Regions from separate parts of the Homo sapiens genome. Here region 1 is linked to region 2. Evidence: read pairs that join two places in POLR2A ChIA-PET (ENCODE). Cell type or tissue: Panc1. All regions are shown on one strand.

Region 1 (8,000 bases), 140 kb before region 2:
TAAACATTTTGGAAAATCATGGCTGGCACTGCAAGTCCAAGTACCCGTGGGGTCTCTACTGTCTTGAGAGACATGGTGAGCTAAACTCTCAGTACTACTAAGAAGGACTCACAGTATGAGGACTAAAATTTTTGAAAAAAAGAAAATTTGAACACATGTGAAGGAAAGGAAAATTTTGAAAATGACTGCTCTATTCTCCGAAGTTGTTAAAAATACTTCCTGCAAGTTGAAAAATGGAAAAAAAATCGGCTCTTGTGGGCTCCTTTTTAGCTTCTATTTTCAGTAAAATGGAATGCTCTTTGTGTAGCAGGATTTAGTGATACTTAGATGTGCTTGAACCCAGGTATGCAAGAGGGGCTCAGAAGAATAGAAGGATCCAGACTGCTTACTGGCAACCTGATAGAGAGCTACACCTAAAAAAAAGACAAAAACCACTGTAAGGCAATGAGCACAGCTGTAGCAATCATAAAACAATGAATGGAGAAAAATATCAAAGGCAAGTGTGGCAGAAGTGTTGGTAAAATTATTGATCAATTTAGGCACTGATCCACTGAAGCAGCACAGGAAAACAAAACAAAGCAAAAGCAGGAATATTTTCTAAAGTCTAAAAGTGATGTGCTCACTTTTCTTATGAAGAACAGGAAAGGGAGCATGAGGCACTTGATGGACTTGTGTATTAGAGTGCAACTGCTCAGAATTAAAGACAACTTTTCCCAGGGTCCAAACATCTTTGTCCTGCTCCTCCTGCTGTGAGCTGTGGATTCTGCCATCTGTCTCAGAGTTGCAAGATTACAAGAAAGCTGTGAGCCACGGTTGTTGTCTCATCTGAGGGTCAAATGGGGAAGGATCTGCTTCCAAACTCAGGCAGCTGTTAGCAGCGTTTACCTTCATAAGGGTGTTGCAGTGCGATAGAGGCTGCTGTAATCTGCTTTCAATGGGGTCCTCTCCACACACCAGCTTCCAGTCCACAGCTTGCCTCTTCAGTCTCCAAAAGAAAGAGTCCCCTGGCCTAATGAAAGCCACATCCTCCATGATGTAATCACATATATAAACAGAGACATCTATCACATTTGCTGCCTTCTGTTGATTAAAAGCAAATCACAGGTCACACTCAAGAAAACGAGAGGGGATTCCACACGGAGAATTCACAAAGCTGTGACTGCTAGTAGTCAGAGACCATTCGGTCACCTTATTGTCTGTCCAACACAAATATAGATGCAAAACTCTTAATAAAATGTCACCAAGTAAAAACAAAAATATGCAGAAGAGACTATATATCATGACTAAGTGGGGTTTGCCACAAGAATGCAAGATTGGTGTAATATTTAGAACATAACCAATATTAATTCTCTATGTTAACAGAATAAAGCAGAAAAATCATATGAAAATCTCAATAAATGAAAAAAGGCATTAACATAATTCAACTTTCATTAGTGATAAAAGCTCTTGACAAACTAAGAATAGAATGAATCTTTCCTAACTTAAAGAAGAGCATCTAAGAAAAAACCTCAGCTTGTATCACATTTAATGTTAAAATACCTAATGCTTTCTACCTATGATCAGGGGTAAGGAAGGATTTTTTTCTCAGAACTTTTGTTCATCATTGTACTAGAGATTCTAGCTACTAGGGAGGTTGAGGTGGGAGAATCACTTGTGCCCAGGAGGTTGAGGCTGCAGTGAGCTATAATTGTGCCACTACATTCCAGTCTGGGTGACAGAGTGAGACCCTGGCTCAAAAAAATAATAATAATTGACAAGCTGGTTGATATTTTTGTGGAAATGCAAAAAACCTAGACAAGTAAAAACATTCTTCAAATTGGAGAAACAGGATGTAGAACTCATGACACATAATATAAAAATATAGCAGTAATTAAGACAGTGTGGTAAAGATAAAAGTTGCATCAATGGGACAGAATAGTCCAGACGATGACCCACATTTTGTTCCTTTGCACAACCTTGTGGTTCCCTTCCAGGGTGGCTCCGCACTCAGCCCTGTGATCACCTGAGTAATGGGAAGTCAGTGAGTGCAGTGCCTGCAGAGGGAGCATGCTTGCCAATCACCATCACCCACTTTTGCACTTGTGCCAGAGGATGTGCCCAAGCCAACCTGAGAAAGATGAAAGACACATGGCTCAGACACTCCATTACCCCATCCCAGGGCCATTAACCTGCCAGGCATGTGAGTGAGCCTGTCTAAAACAGCTCAGCTGAGCCTCGTCTAAATTGAAGACTTGCAAAGTCATGGGTGAAATGAGAATTTATTATGTTAAGTTTTTTGTTAATGATGGTTTTGAGGTCATGTGTTAATGCGGCATCATTTTGCTGTAGGTAAGTGATGTCCTTATAATTAAATTTGTAAGTGCTTATCAATGTATTTGTACTTACAATCTATCTCAAAATCTCACCTCAAAGAAATTCTCATTTCTTTACTTTAAAAGGTTATTAGTATTATTGAGGTATTTTGGTGTATGGGGGGTAGTAGTTATTTGGAAAGCCTTGTCATTCATATTATGGGTTTGATTTTTTCCCGTTGGTAGCACAGCAGTCCACTTTTCTAGTACTAAAGCTTGTGTTGCTGCTGGATCCCAAAAAGTAGCATGAGATTTGGAGAGGGTATTGTACACAAATAATTGAGTTCCAGTAAAATTTTCTAAACATCCATCTGATTTGTTTTTTTCCACCAGAATCCAAAATTCTTATCAAGTTATCTTCAATCTATGCAAGGAAAATATTTATCCCAAAGGAGGATTTTCAGAAGATGACACATGAGGGGCATTCATCACAGTCAAGTCTTTTGTTTTGAAATACGGAATCTGCATACCTACTGCTTTCCAAGTTTTGTAAAAAAAAAAGAAGAAAAAAGCAAAATGCTCTGAGAATTATCTAATTCATTTTTGCATAAAGAATTTCCATTTTCTATTTTTCCGTTGTCTAATTCACTTGCATAAAGAATTTTCTTTTTCATGTTTCAATTCACATCTAACAAATGTTATCATACTTTTTCAAATACTCTTTATTTCATTCACTGTAATTCCAATTGGCTTAGTTAATAATCTTACATGTGTAAACCATCCTCAGCCTTTAAATAAGGTTCTTGTTCTGGGATTAAAGAAAAATTTTAATCAATCAATTAATTACTAATTGCATTTTGCATTTAGCACCTACTGCCTCTGAATTTTTTAACTGAAAATATACCTACTCTTATATTTTTATTTTAGCGTTTATTTTTCAAGTCTGCTAGTGACAATCCAAATTATATTTTTTAATCCAGATATTTTTAATTTAGAAATTAGGAGAGGAATTTTGGTAAGCCACACTATCCTCTGAGGAGCAACTGAATATATTAGAATTCTAAATGGTACCACACGATGGGAAAAAAATGGCAAAAATAATCCCAAAGTCTATATTATGTTGAAAACTTCAAATGAAATTCTAAGTCTTCACTAACTGAATGGACTCATTTTTGGCCCAGCGGATGCCAGAAAACCCTTAAGATTGAATTCCTGGACATGACAGGATGGGCGGTGAGGTATGGCTCATTATACTCCCTCACTTTTGGGGTTTAGACACAACTGACCAGCATAGATGTTAAAATACAGATTATAAGAATGGCAGAACAGACTCTCTGACAATACGATATCAAATTATAAACAGAACCTAAACCCATGGCAGGCGAGGTTTAAGTCACTTACCTACCCTTGAAGAATAAGCTTGTTCTCACTGCCATAGCTTTTTTTTTTTTTTTTGTCTTTCTCTAGCAGCTAAATAAGCACTGGCCTGGAGATAAGCACTAGTGAAAGAATTTGCAGCTCATCCACTGCTGGACCCTGATTAAGTGACCCCCTGTTCCACAAGCCATGACTCCAGCTTTGACTGGACAAGAGACTGATTTCAGTAGCTTTTTTTCATATAAGAAGACCATTGACTGTGGAATGATTCCAGAGGCTGCACACTGTCAGGACTTCATGTCCTGAAAAGACCTTTTGACATGTACGGCCTGATTGCAATGCATTTGAATGTTGTCTCCACCCTAAAGTGAACATGGATCATATGTTACATGCACGTTTGTTCAATGCCCATGTGGCAAGACCCCTTGATGAATATTCGTAACTCCTCCTGTAACCTGTTGAATATGTATGTCCTACCCCAACCCCTCCTCCTTCATGGTGCCTGTCTTTGGTCTTGACTAGAGGCCAACCTGCAGGTTGGCCACCTGGCAGGCTGTAACCCTAAGAAATAAAAACTTCTTTTCTCCTTTTCAAAATGTATAAATTGTGATTTCTATTAAGTCAACAATGTCCAGGAATAATGTTATTCTTGAGACAGTTTTATGATCTGAGCTTTGTTCAAAAACTGGAAAAGTTACAAAGTAAAACCATAATTTTCTTTAGTGGGTTAACTGTGTGCCAATTTAAATTTAATTTTTTCAGCTGTGTTGAGGAAAAATTTATGCCTCCGAAGCTGCACATGTAGAAATTTCACAATTTGAAGAATTTTCACATATGTATGCTGGGTGAAACCACACCATAATCAAGATACCCAACATTTCTACCTTCCCCAAAAGTTTCTTCACACCGTTGTGCATTCATCTCTTCATTCAACCCTTTCTCTGCAATCAATGGTTTACTTCTCGTCAGTATGGATTAATTTGCAATTTCAAGAATGTTGTATAAATGAAATTATAGAGCAGTACGTTTTTGTCTGATTTTATTCACTCACAGAATTATTTCAAGATCCATCCATATTGTTGCATGATTCAGAAGGCTGCTCTTTTTATATTGCTGAGTAGTTTTCAATGGAATATACTACATTTTGTATATCCATAAGCCTATCATGTGCATTTTGGAATGTTTCCATTTTTTTGGTAATTGCAAATAAAACTGCAATGAACACTCATGTATAAGTCTTTGTATAGACATGTATGGCTTTCTTTCTTGGGTAAGTAATTACTAGTGGCAGAGCTTCTAGTTATAGTAGGTTGCTGTGGTATGAATGTGCATCCCTCTAAAATTCACATGTTGAAATCCCCTCCTCTAAAGTGATGATATCAGGAGGTGGGGCCTTTGTGAGCTTATTAGGCCAAGAGACTATAGTCCTCATGAAAGAGATTAGTGCTCTTCTTTATATACATATATGTATGTATTTTTTAAATTATACTTTAAGTTCTAGGGTACATGTGCACAACGTGCAGGTTTGTTACATATGTACACATGTGCCATGTTGGTGTGCTGCATCCATTAACTCGTCATTTACATTAGGTATATCTCCTAATGCTATCCCTCCCACCTCCCCTCACCCCACAACAGGTCCTGGAGTGTGAGGTCCCCTTTCCTGTGTCCAGGTGTTCTCAATGTTCAATTCCCACCTATGAGTGAGAACATGCGGTGTTTGGTTTTTTGTCCTTGTGATAGTTTGCTGAGAATGATTGAACAGGCAACCTACAGAATGGGAGAAAATTTTTGGAATCTACTCATCTGACAAAGGGCTAATATCCAGAATCTACAAAGAACTCAAACAAATTTACAAGAAAAAAAAAACCCCGTCAAAAAGTGGGTGAAAGGTATGAACACACTTCTCAAAAGAAGATATTTATGCAGCCAACAGACACATGAAAAAATGCTCATCATCACTGGCCATCAGGGATTAGTGCTCTTCTAAAACAGACTTCAGAGAGCTCCCTCACCCCTTCTGCCATGTGAGGACAGTCAGAAGGTGCCGTCCATGAACCAGGAAGCCGGTCCTCACTGGACCGCGAATCTGCTGGCACCGTGATCTTCAACTTCCAGCCTCCGCACCTGTGAGAAATAAATTTCTGTTTATAAGCCACCCAGTCTGTGGTGCTTTGTTGTAGAAGCCCAAGTAGACTACGAGATAGATGTATTTTTTACTTGTCAAAAAGAATTGCCAAATTTTTTCCAAAGCTGTCACACCATACTCACCCACTGTTTGAGAGGTATGTGTGTCCTATGTCCTCACCAGTCCTTGGTGTGGTCACAGTCTTCAGTCTTTCCAGAAGGTGTTTGGTAGTAGCTTGCCTGTTTTAGTTTTAGGTTTTATATTAATGTCTGTGATCCATTTCAAGTTACTTTTGGGGTTTCTACGGTGTGAGTAAAGCACCTGTGTCTAATTTTCCAGCATCATTTTTTGAAATAACTTTCTGCTTCCCATTGAATTGCCTTGATATCTTTGTCAAAAATCTACTTAACATACATGTGTAGGTCAACTTCTAAACAAGTAGTTCTGAATTAAGGGTAATTTTTTGCCCAGTTGCCCCCTAGGGAACATTTGTTAATGTCTGCAGACAATTTTGCTTGTCATAACTGGAAGATACTACTATTAAATAGCATTTGTATATAGAGGTCAGAGATGCTGATAAAGTCCTACAAATCACTGGGCAGCCCCACAACAAAGAATTATCTGTCCCCAAATGTCAACAGGCCAAGATTGAGAAGCATTCTCTACACATTCTCTGTAGTTTCATAGACATAGTCATCTGTTTTTTCACCAATACCACATAGTCTTGTTTACTGTAGCTTTAGAGTCAGTTCTAAAATCAACTGGAATAAATCCTCCAACTTTCTTCTGCTTTAAAATAAATCACTTTTTATATTTTATCTTTATATATAAAAAAACTATAGTTTTTTATATTTCCATGTGAGTTTTAGATACAACTCATCAATTTTTATAAAAGTCATGCGTGTATGTGTGGGTCTATTTCTAGGTTTTCTATTCTGTTCAATTTATCCACGTGTCTATCCACTATGAATTACCACACAGTTGTGATTAGTGCATCAACATAAGCCTGGAAACTGGATTGATTCCTCCCACTTCATTTTTCCTTTAAAAATTGTTTATTTATTCCTATGTCTTTCTACATAAGTTTGAGAATAAACTTGTCTGCATCCACAAAAATTTTGCTGGAATTTTGATAGACACTGGATTGAATCTGTATATAAACTTGGAGATGACAGGCGTCTTTACTATGCCGTCTTCCAATCCATGGTTATGGTATGTGTCCTCAGTTATTTAGCTCTTTAATTATTTCATTAGCATTTTAAAGCTTTCAGCATACAAGTCGTATAGTCCTACATATATATATGACAGGGTCTCACTCTCTCTCATCTAGGCTGGAGTGTAGTGGTGCAATCACAGCTCACTGGATCTTTGAATCCCTGGGCTCAAGAGATCTTCCCGTCTCAGCTATCGGAGTAGCTGGGGCTACAGGTATGTACCACCATGCCTGACTAATTATTATAATTATTTTGTAGAGGTGGGATCTCTCCATCTTGCCCAGGCTGGTCTCAAATTCCAGGGCTCAAGCAATCCTCCTTCCTCAGCCTCCCAAAATGTTGAGATTACAGGTGTGAGCCACTGTGCCCAGCCCTATATAAGCTTTATTAAATTTATGCCTATTTCTTTTTAAACAATTTTAAATGTTATTTTATTTTCAATTTTCTTGTTCATTGTGTTCATTGTTAGCCTTAAAAATACACATAAATTTTGTATGTTTATCTTGTATTCTGTAATAACTGAGTTCAGTAACTAGTTCTAGAGTTTCATTTTGTTTTGTTTAGATATCTTGAGATTTTCTATGTAGACAATGAAGTCGTGTGTAAAATAGAGAGTTTTATTTTTTCATTTTTGTTTTGTGTCCCATCAATTTTTTCTTGCATTATTGCATTAACAGGAACTTCTAGTAATATGCGAAATAACAGTGGCAAGAATAGAGATTTTGGCTTGTTCCTCATCTTAGGGGGAAAACATTCAGTCTTTCATCATCAAGTAGAACAAGCTGTAGAGTTGTTTTCATTTATGTTTTTCAGTAGAAACTCTTTATAAAGTTGATGAAGTTCCCTTCCATTAACATTTTTCAGAGAATTTTTAACATGAATAAGTGATGACTTTTGTTAAAGGCTTTTTTCTGGGTCAATCGTTAAGAGCATATGCTTTTCTTCTTTAGCTTGGCTTGTTAATATGCTGGATTGCATTACTGGATTTTC
Region 2 (8,000 bases):
TTCAATGGCTTATTTTGCAAAAATTAACAAGCTGGTCCTAAAAGTTATTTATTTATTCATTTATTTTTTTTTTTTTTGAGACAGGGTCTCACTCTATCACCCAGGCTGGACTGCAGTGGTGTGATCACGGCTCACTGCTGCCTCAACCTCCTGGGCTCAATTGATCCTCCTGCCTCAGCCTCCTGAGTAGCTAGGGATACTGGCACATGCCACCACATGCAGCTAATTTTTTTAAAATGCTTTTTTGTAGAGACAGAGTCCCACTATGTTGCCCAGGCTGGGCTCAGACACCTGGACTTATGCATCCCCCTGCCTCAGCATCCCAAATTGCTGGGATTACAGTCATGAGCCACCACACCAGGCCCAGTCCTAAAATTTACATGGATATGGAAAGCACACAGAATATGAAAAACAATTTTGAAATGCAGAATTAGAAAGTATAAGTACTCTGTGAATTAGAGAACTCACACTTTCTAATTTCAAAAGTTACTCTAACCCTACAGTAATCAAGACCAAGACCATGTGCTACTGGCACAAGGATACACATGCAAATCCATGAAGAAGACTTGGGAGTTCAGTGACAGTTTTAGTGTTGATATTTGACAAAGTTTCAAGGCAATTCAATTCATAAGGCACAATGTTTTAAAAAGTGCTTCTGAAATATTAGACATCTGTAAACATTGACTTTAGATCCTTGAGCGTTACACAAAAATTAACTAAAATATCACCGTAGACCTAAATGGGACAGGTAAAATTTTAAAACTTTTAGAAGAAAACATGGGAGAAAAATCTTTGCAACTTATCTGGAGTCCAAGAGTTATTAAATATGACAATGAATGCATGACCCATAAAAGAAAAAATATAAAGTAGATTCTATCATTATTAATATTTTTGTGCTTCAAGAGACAGATTTAATAAAATGAAAAACAAAATTGTAATTTCGGTGAAAACATTTGCAAACAATACACCTGATACAGAACTTGAATATAAAAAGAACTTTTACACCTCAATAATAATAAGACAAAAATATCAATTTAAAATAATAGTTGAAAGACTTAAAAAGACATTTCAACAAGAATTCATATGAATGACTGTTAAAAAAGAAAGAAAAAAGAGACAACATTGATCATTACGAAATGCAAATTGAAAAACAAGAACGCTGTAATCAAAAAAACTGATAATAATAAGTGTTGACAATAATAGATAGAAACTGAAGTCTTCATATTTTGTTGATGAAGATGTAAAATGATAGAGCTGCTTTAGAAAACAGTGCAACAGTTTCTCAAATAGTTAAAAATGGAGTTACCATATGATCCAGCAATTCCAAGTCTAGGCATCTACCCAAAAGATATGAATACATATGTCCACATGAACGTTTGTAGCCAAATGTTCAGAACAGTATATTCATAAGAGCCCAAAAGTGGGAAAAATGCAAATGTCTATCAAATGGTGAATGGATACAAAATATGGTATACCATACAATGGAATGTCGTTCAATAATAAAGAGTAGCAAAGTACAGGAATACATTACCATGCAAACGAGTCGCTAAAACACTATGCTAAATGGAAGAAGCCAGATGCAATCCTGGATATGTTGTATTGTTTCTTTTATGTGAAATGTCCAGAGTAGCAGAGTCTACAAAGAAGGAGGTAGATGAGTGGTTACCTGGGGCTGGGGGTGAGAATAGGGATTGACTGCCAGTGGGCATGAGGTTTCTTTTTGAAATGATGGAAATGTTCTCACAATATATTGTTGGCACAGGTCAGTAAATAGACCAAAATCATTGCATTATTATTTAAATCAAGATAAGTTTATGGTACGTAAATTGTAATCCAATAAAGCTGTTATTTAAAAAAGAAGAAACATTGACTTATCACGGTTTTATTTTTAGAACAATAAAGTTGTAGAGCTCATCAACGGAAGGTATCGGTGTAAAGATAAAAATAAGGATCAAAGGGAAAAATAGAATTGAGAACTAGACACACATATGGACCTTCAATTGCTGTCTTACGAAAGTGTCAAGGTAAGGCAATGGGAAAAGATATTACTTTTAATAAATGATGCTGGACCATGTGACTTTTCTTAGATAAAAAACAAAATGATAAAATATTTAATAAGTGATGCTGGACCATATGACATTTCTTAGATAAAAAACCATAAAAGAAATTCAGAAGTTGTGTTTGATATGTTTTAAGGTTAAAAAATAATTAAATATATAGAAGCCAATGAGAGTGAGCTCTCTCACTACTGGAGAAGGAAGTTTCAAGTAAGCAAAGGGAAATGGTTAGAATAAACTTTGTCGTGTTGCACTGGGATGGAAGATATCAGCATGAAGTCAAAGAAAAATATATATACATATATATAAATTCATAGGAATAAACACAGAAATGAATATATATGTGTGTATACATGGGTTAATATACATATATATGTTTTCTGTTTTGTCCGCTGAGAGAACTTTAGAAATTGCGACATTTCCATAGCAATGAACACACGATGTGAGGTCACAGATCTAGTTTCTAAAGAGCATTTTCCTATACAAGAAACCAAGGCCCCTTAGAGAAGATTCTAAAGCTGGGGAAGAACAATACTATATAAGCATGTAACATCTTGTGGAGCTTAATTAGGGTGAGAGAGTAAAAAGAAAAGAAAGAATAAGCCGGAGGCATGCAAAAAGGCTCAGGAAACACCTGAAAGAGCAATGACGGTCAACGCTGGAACAATCCGAGCAGCCGGAAAATCAATACCCATGGGTGCATATTGATATAAATAAGCAGGGCTGGGCCCGGTGGCTCACGCCTGTAAATCCCAGCACGTTGGGAGGCCGAGGCAGGCGGATCTCTTGAGCCCAGGAGTTTGAGACCGGCCTGGGCAACACAGTGAGGCCCCATCTCTACAAAAAATACGAAAATTAGCTGGGCAAGGTGGCACGTGCCTGTGGTACCAGATACTCGGGATACTGACATGGGACCATCACTTGAGCCCAGGAGATCAAGGCTGCGTGCAGTGAGCTGTGATTGCAACACTCTATTCCAGCCTGGGTGACAGAGTGAGACTCTGTCTCTAAATAAATAAAAATTACAATAAAAGAGGATGAGAGACAAACCTCCCTAACAAATGAATTTCCGTAAATAAAGGGTAAGGGAAATAGAAAATTACCGTTGAAACAACACAGAAATACCTGCTGTGGGCAGGATTAAATAAATGTTAAAATGAGAAAGCCGGCAGGTGAAAGTATAAGGAGCAACAGGGTATTCAAAGGACCTTAAAATGTCTCCTATACAATTTTGTTGTCCACTAACAGACAACAGTACCTGTATAGTAAGGAGGCCAGCCAGACCCACCTTAACCAGGAATCAAGGTTGACACCAAGCATCACGGGATACCTTGATGTCCTGAGCCCTGATCGGTGTGCCCAGAAGAGCTCTTGACCTTACTGGAGTTCTGAAGAGCCGAACGCACCACACAGTCTCTAAGTGGGTGCTGCTTGGCAGCAGCTCTGGCTGTGCTCTTTCTTTTTTTTTTTTTAAATTATTATTATACTTCAAGTTTTAGGGTACATGTGCACAATGTGCAGGTTAGTTACATATGTATACATGTGCCATGTTGGTGCACTTCACCCACTAACTCGTCATCTAGCATTAGGTATATCTCCCAATGCTATCCCTCCCCACTCCCCCCACCCCACAACAGTCCCCAGTGTTCAGGCCACAGCAGAGACACTGGTGGAATCGGAGGAGACTGAAAAGACATATTATCTAAATGTAATGTGGGCTCTGGGACCAGACCGGGAACAGAAAATGGACATTGGCAGAAATATCAGTGAAATAAATACAAATAAAACCAGCAATTTAATTTCTGACATTGCACCAGTGGCAATCTGAGTTTGCTTAGTGGAGTTCTCTGTACTCTCTTTGCAACAGCCCTGTGAGTCTAAATGTGTTTCAGATAATTTTATTTTTTAAAAAAACGGCATATAAGTACCCTCAAAGCTGGCTTCTTCTCTAAGGAAGTGTTGTAAGAATTGAATGAGCTTGTAGATCAGGTATCATTTTTATATGTTTAATTAATTGTAATTCTAATAGTAATTCATGTTTTATTTAATCTGATTTAAAAATCTTCTGTTACTCAACAGCAATTGCCTGTGCATTATTTAATTGACAGTCCGTGCCACAACTGTGTGTCTCCATGTTTATGTGTAGAGAGACATTTTAGGAGTTATTAATTTGTTTAAGGTGTTGTTAGCCTTTTTAATTAATTAATTTTAATATGTAATGCCAGTTCAATGCTCATTTGGAAGAGGAAACCATAAGCATCCAAATTAAAATCAATCTTATGATATTGCTGAAATCTTTTTAAGTACATGTTTTTACTTCTATTAACCATGAGTTAAAAATTAAATTGCATTTCTAAAATGTATTAATTCCGCACTTGTGTAATAAGACTAACCTCATAAGCAACAGGTCATCAGAGATTCATTGTGCATAATTCCTATTCAATATGGGGTTTGACACTCATTTTTCCCATTTCTCCTGAATATGTCAGTGAGCTCTCCCATCCCTACGTATGTTCTATTTGGCTAAAAGACATGAGACAGAATGAGTCTCATTCCTTTATTTTAAATTGAAAAGATAGACCTGGTAAGAGGTCATTTCATTTGAATTACATAGTGTCAAGGTCGGGGATTAAAGAGAATTTTTAGTTTAATATTTTACCTGGCACCCAATACACTAACCATGGGAAAGAGAAAATTTATTCACTCTTTTTAGACAGAACAGAATGTTAGGAATTTGTAACAATACGTTTGGGTCAGTCTAAACATAGTGACAATAATTAGCTTATTCATCTAACCAGTCAGTTCAGTGAATCAACTTGTTTAGCATTTTCTTCTTATCCTTATATGATGGGGTGTCTTCCTGCATTTATTCAATTCATTATTTTCCACAGCATTGCCTTCTCCAAGGAAGATAATAAACCCGTGTTTGCTGTTATTTTTTCCTTTGTTTGTTTTGTTTCATTTTGTTTTGATAGTCATTATTTGCATGTTTTGTGTTTTATCAATGAGCCAAACAGTAAATTGAATTATGTTTTCTTTTTCCAACCCATTGTTTTAGCCAGTTCTTTTACAATGAAATACTGCTTTACAGAAAGAAGTATTTCATTGTAAAAGAACAACCCTGGTCATTTTATGGCAAACGTATGGTGATAGAATCAATAAATAGCATTCATAGAAACAAAAAACGCCAGTTAAAGAAATCTCTCTGTCCCAAGGGTGGGAGGTTGAGGTGTGTGTCTAGAATTTTGTGGTGGGAGCTAGAGGGATATGGCAGCAGGCTGATATGTATTTAAGTCTTAGGCTTATCATGCACCGTTTGAAAATGTTATGCTTACATTGATAAGAAAAATAATTAAGATAAGGCTTCCTGAAATAGAGATATTTTCAAATTCTTCTCTGGACTCGTGATCTAACTCCTGAAATCCCTGTTGTATTTCAGGTTAATTTAGATTTGTCGTGTTCCAGGAACAGTTCAATAGTCATCTATAAAGCATCAGTGTGAAGGGGAAGGACTCTCTGGGAGTCAAGCAATTACCTTGGAGTCCAATTCCGGAGCTCTCTGCAGTTGTGAAAAGGAACAGAGGCTCCTCTTTCATCATCGATTTGTGGGGATGGACTGATTAATAGTTTTTTTTATTTTTTTAACTTATGTTTTTGCAATAAATTGACTCTCCTAGGTCTCTATTTTATAGCATTGTAGCTCTGTATAAACAAAAAATGTGGTGTAAACATCATTGCCGAATGTAAATTACACAGAAAAGACTTGATGTTTTGCTAAATAAGAGGAACTTTGTGGAAGTGAGATTCAGTTAGATACTGAGAAGTAGTTCTCCTTAATAGACACAATGCCTTTTGAGGGAAGTGGAATGAAAAAAAAAATGCCCTGAGGATATCAATGGCTTCTTAAAAAGTGGGTCAAATGAAATAAGTGACTATAATTTTTAAAGTAAATTTCTACCTGCATGATAAAAATAGTAAAGATGTTTATCATACTTCACAGGACAAGGAAAAATGTATTATTATTAATGTTAAATATTTATACCATGTCTAGGATCTCAATAGCTGGCAATTGGCATTGTATACATAAAAACTGATCATAATCTAACAAAGTTGGCATTGAAACAGGAAGTAATTGAATTACAAAGAAGACATACTAACTGAAAAATTTATCTTCAACAGTAAGCAGAAATCTTACAGATGTCCTCAGGAGTTGGCTGCAAACAGAAAGATTTAAAGAATATATATATTTTTTATTTAGAAAGGGGAAAAAAAACAGTAACCTTACTATTTTGTCCATAAATAGCATCCTTCTAAAACATATGTAGTGCTCTGCTAATTAATGGATAATACAAAGAAATGCTTGTGAATATAAAATATGAAAAGCAAATGAGTTTATGTGCTGGGAAAAAAATGAAGTTAATAAAACAAAGGACATTATTTTGGAGTGAAAATAACATTTTGAAATAAATTGAGTTATATTTCAAAGCAGAATGTTTGGAGACATTCTTTCAGTTTTACAGTGATCAGCAATGAGCAGACAGTAATGAGTATGAAGGCAATTGTACTCACACAGCAACAGCGCCAGTGACTGTTTCAGAAAGATACGGATAGCTCCCATCTGGCGATCATACACATACATATCTGAGAGATACTGTGCGTTTTAATGTAGATGCAGGTAAAACGTTAAATCCTTAAGGTGTTTCTGCGGGATGCCGGGGTCATCATCCCCAGTCTATTCTCAAGTAAACTGCAATCACAGTCATAGCTACTAGGTGACTTGTCGAAATTTGCGCAGCCAATAAAAATGTCCCAACAAACACAAAGCAGACATTGAATTATAATCCAGCAAACTATAGGACTGGACTGAAATGATCCCCACACCATTAGCAAAATTTATGGGTATATATGCACAATCAGTCTACATTTGCAATCAGAAAAATGACATATGTTTTTCTAAAAGTTCATGTATCTAAAAAGTTTTGCAAAAAGCTTCATGTGAATTTTCCAGTCCAGGCATTCCAGCGTGAGCTTTTGCCCTTCCTATCTGCAAGAATACTATCAATCTCCAAACCACTGTTCTAGCATCTGAAAACCATGGCACCAATGTGCCTACTGCTGACATGAAAGAAACAAGAACTAAGGATCAGATGGACTTGGGAGGTACTGATGTCTGCTTCTCCTCACTGAAGTCTTCTTACAGATGTTGCTAAAATGCCACCAGAAGCAGCAAATTTACCTCCATCAGTAGATGAAGCTTTCCTCCACTTCCTAACCAATGGATATTTTTAAAAACAGATCCTCTTTATATTGAGAGAAACCCATTTTTGTTTGAGAATATTCTTGGCAGTGCTGGCTCAGATGGCATAAGGACCAGGTTGGAAGTGTTCTCCTAGATATTCCATCAGGGAGGGTCAGAGGAAGGAGGACTTGCAGGAGTCAAAACCAGGTCAAGTATGGAGTTAAAAAGTCCAGGAATATTCTATGCAGGGAAGGGATCCTCCCTCTTTCTCCACCTACTGCCTGGAATTCTATCTTGATGACTGGATGTCAGCAGCCATACTGGACCATGAATATGGGAGCCACACAGAACAGGGATGACAAGCAGAAAGCAGAAAGGCCTTAAGCCTTCATGGAGTGCCTGTAAGACATCTAGATTGCTAGCTGATGGGCTTTCTTCTCTTGTGAGGGAGAAACCAACTGCTTTCTTTCAAAATTATTGCTATCTGGGACTTCTCTGTTACATAAAGTCAAATGCAATTCTGACACTTAACAAGGGGAATGAAAAAAGGGTTGGAAACTCACTGTCATATTTGAGTATGGCTAAGGACTGAAAGGGCATTACTGAATGCATAATAGCTGCCCCAGAGGGAGGGTGAGGCTGTCCATGTGCATCTGTAAGAGAGGACATAGGGACCATCTCCCTGTGAGATGTCCAAAAGCTTT

What was found. Peaks named below come from ENCODE experiments on the same cell type or tissue, not always from the same donor. Only the 100,000 strongest peaks of a DNase experiment are listed, where the experiment ranks them.
Region 1: POLR2A ChIA-PET joins it to region 2 with 9 read pairs; 1 of 35 experiments calls an interaction of 5 or more read pairs at or near these places.

What each region holds. Positions count from the first base shown.
Region 1 is chr10:4,576,147-4,584,146 of GRCh38, reverse strand. No RefSeq gene overlaps it. Among named protein-coding and RNA genes, the nearest start is that of LINC00705, 76 kb to the left of the region's middle. In Panc1, no CTCF peak of the experiment used is centred here; no DNase peak of the experiment used is centred here; H3K27ac peaks cover 197 bases.
Region 2 is chr10:4,435,892-4,443,891 of GRCh38, reverse strand. No RefSeq gene overlaps it. Among named protein-coding and RNA genes, the nearest start is that of LINC00703, 56 kb to the right of the region's middle. In Panc1, no CTCF peak of the experiment used is centred here; no DNase peak of the experiment used is centred here; H3K27ac peaks cover 1,909 bases.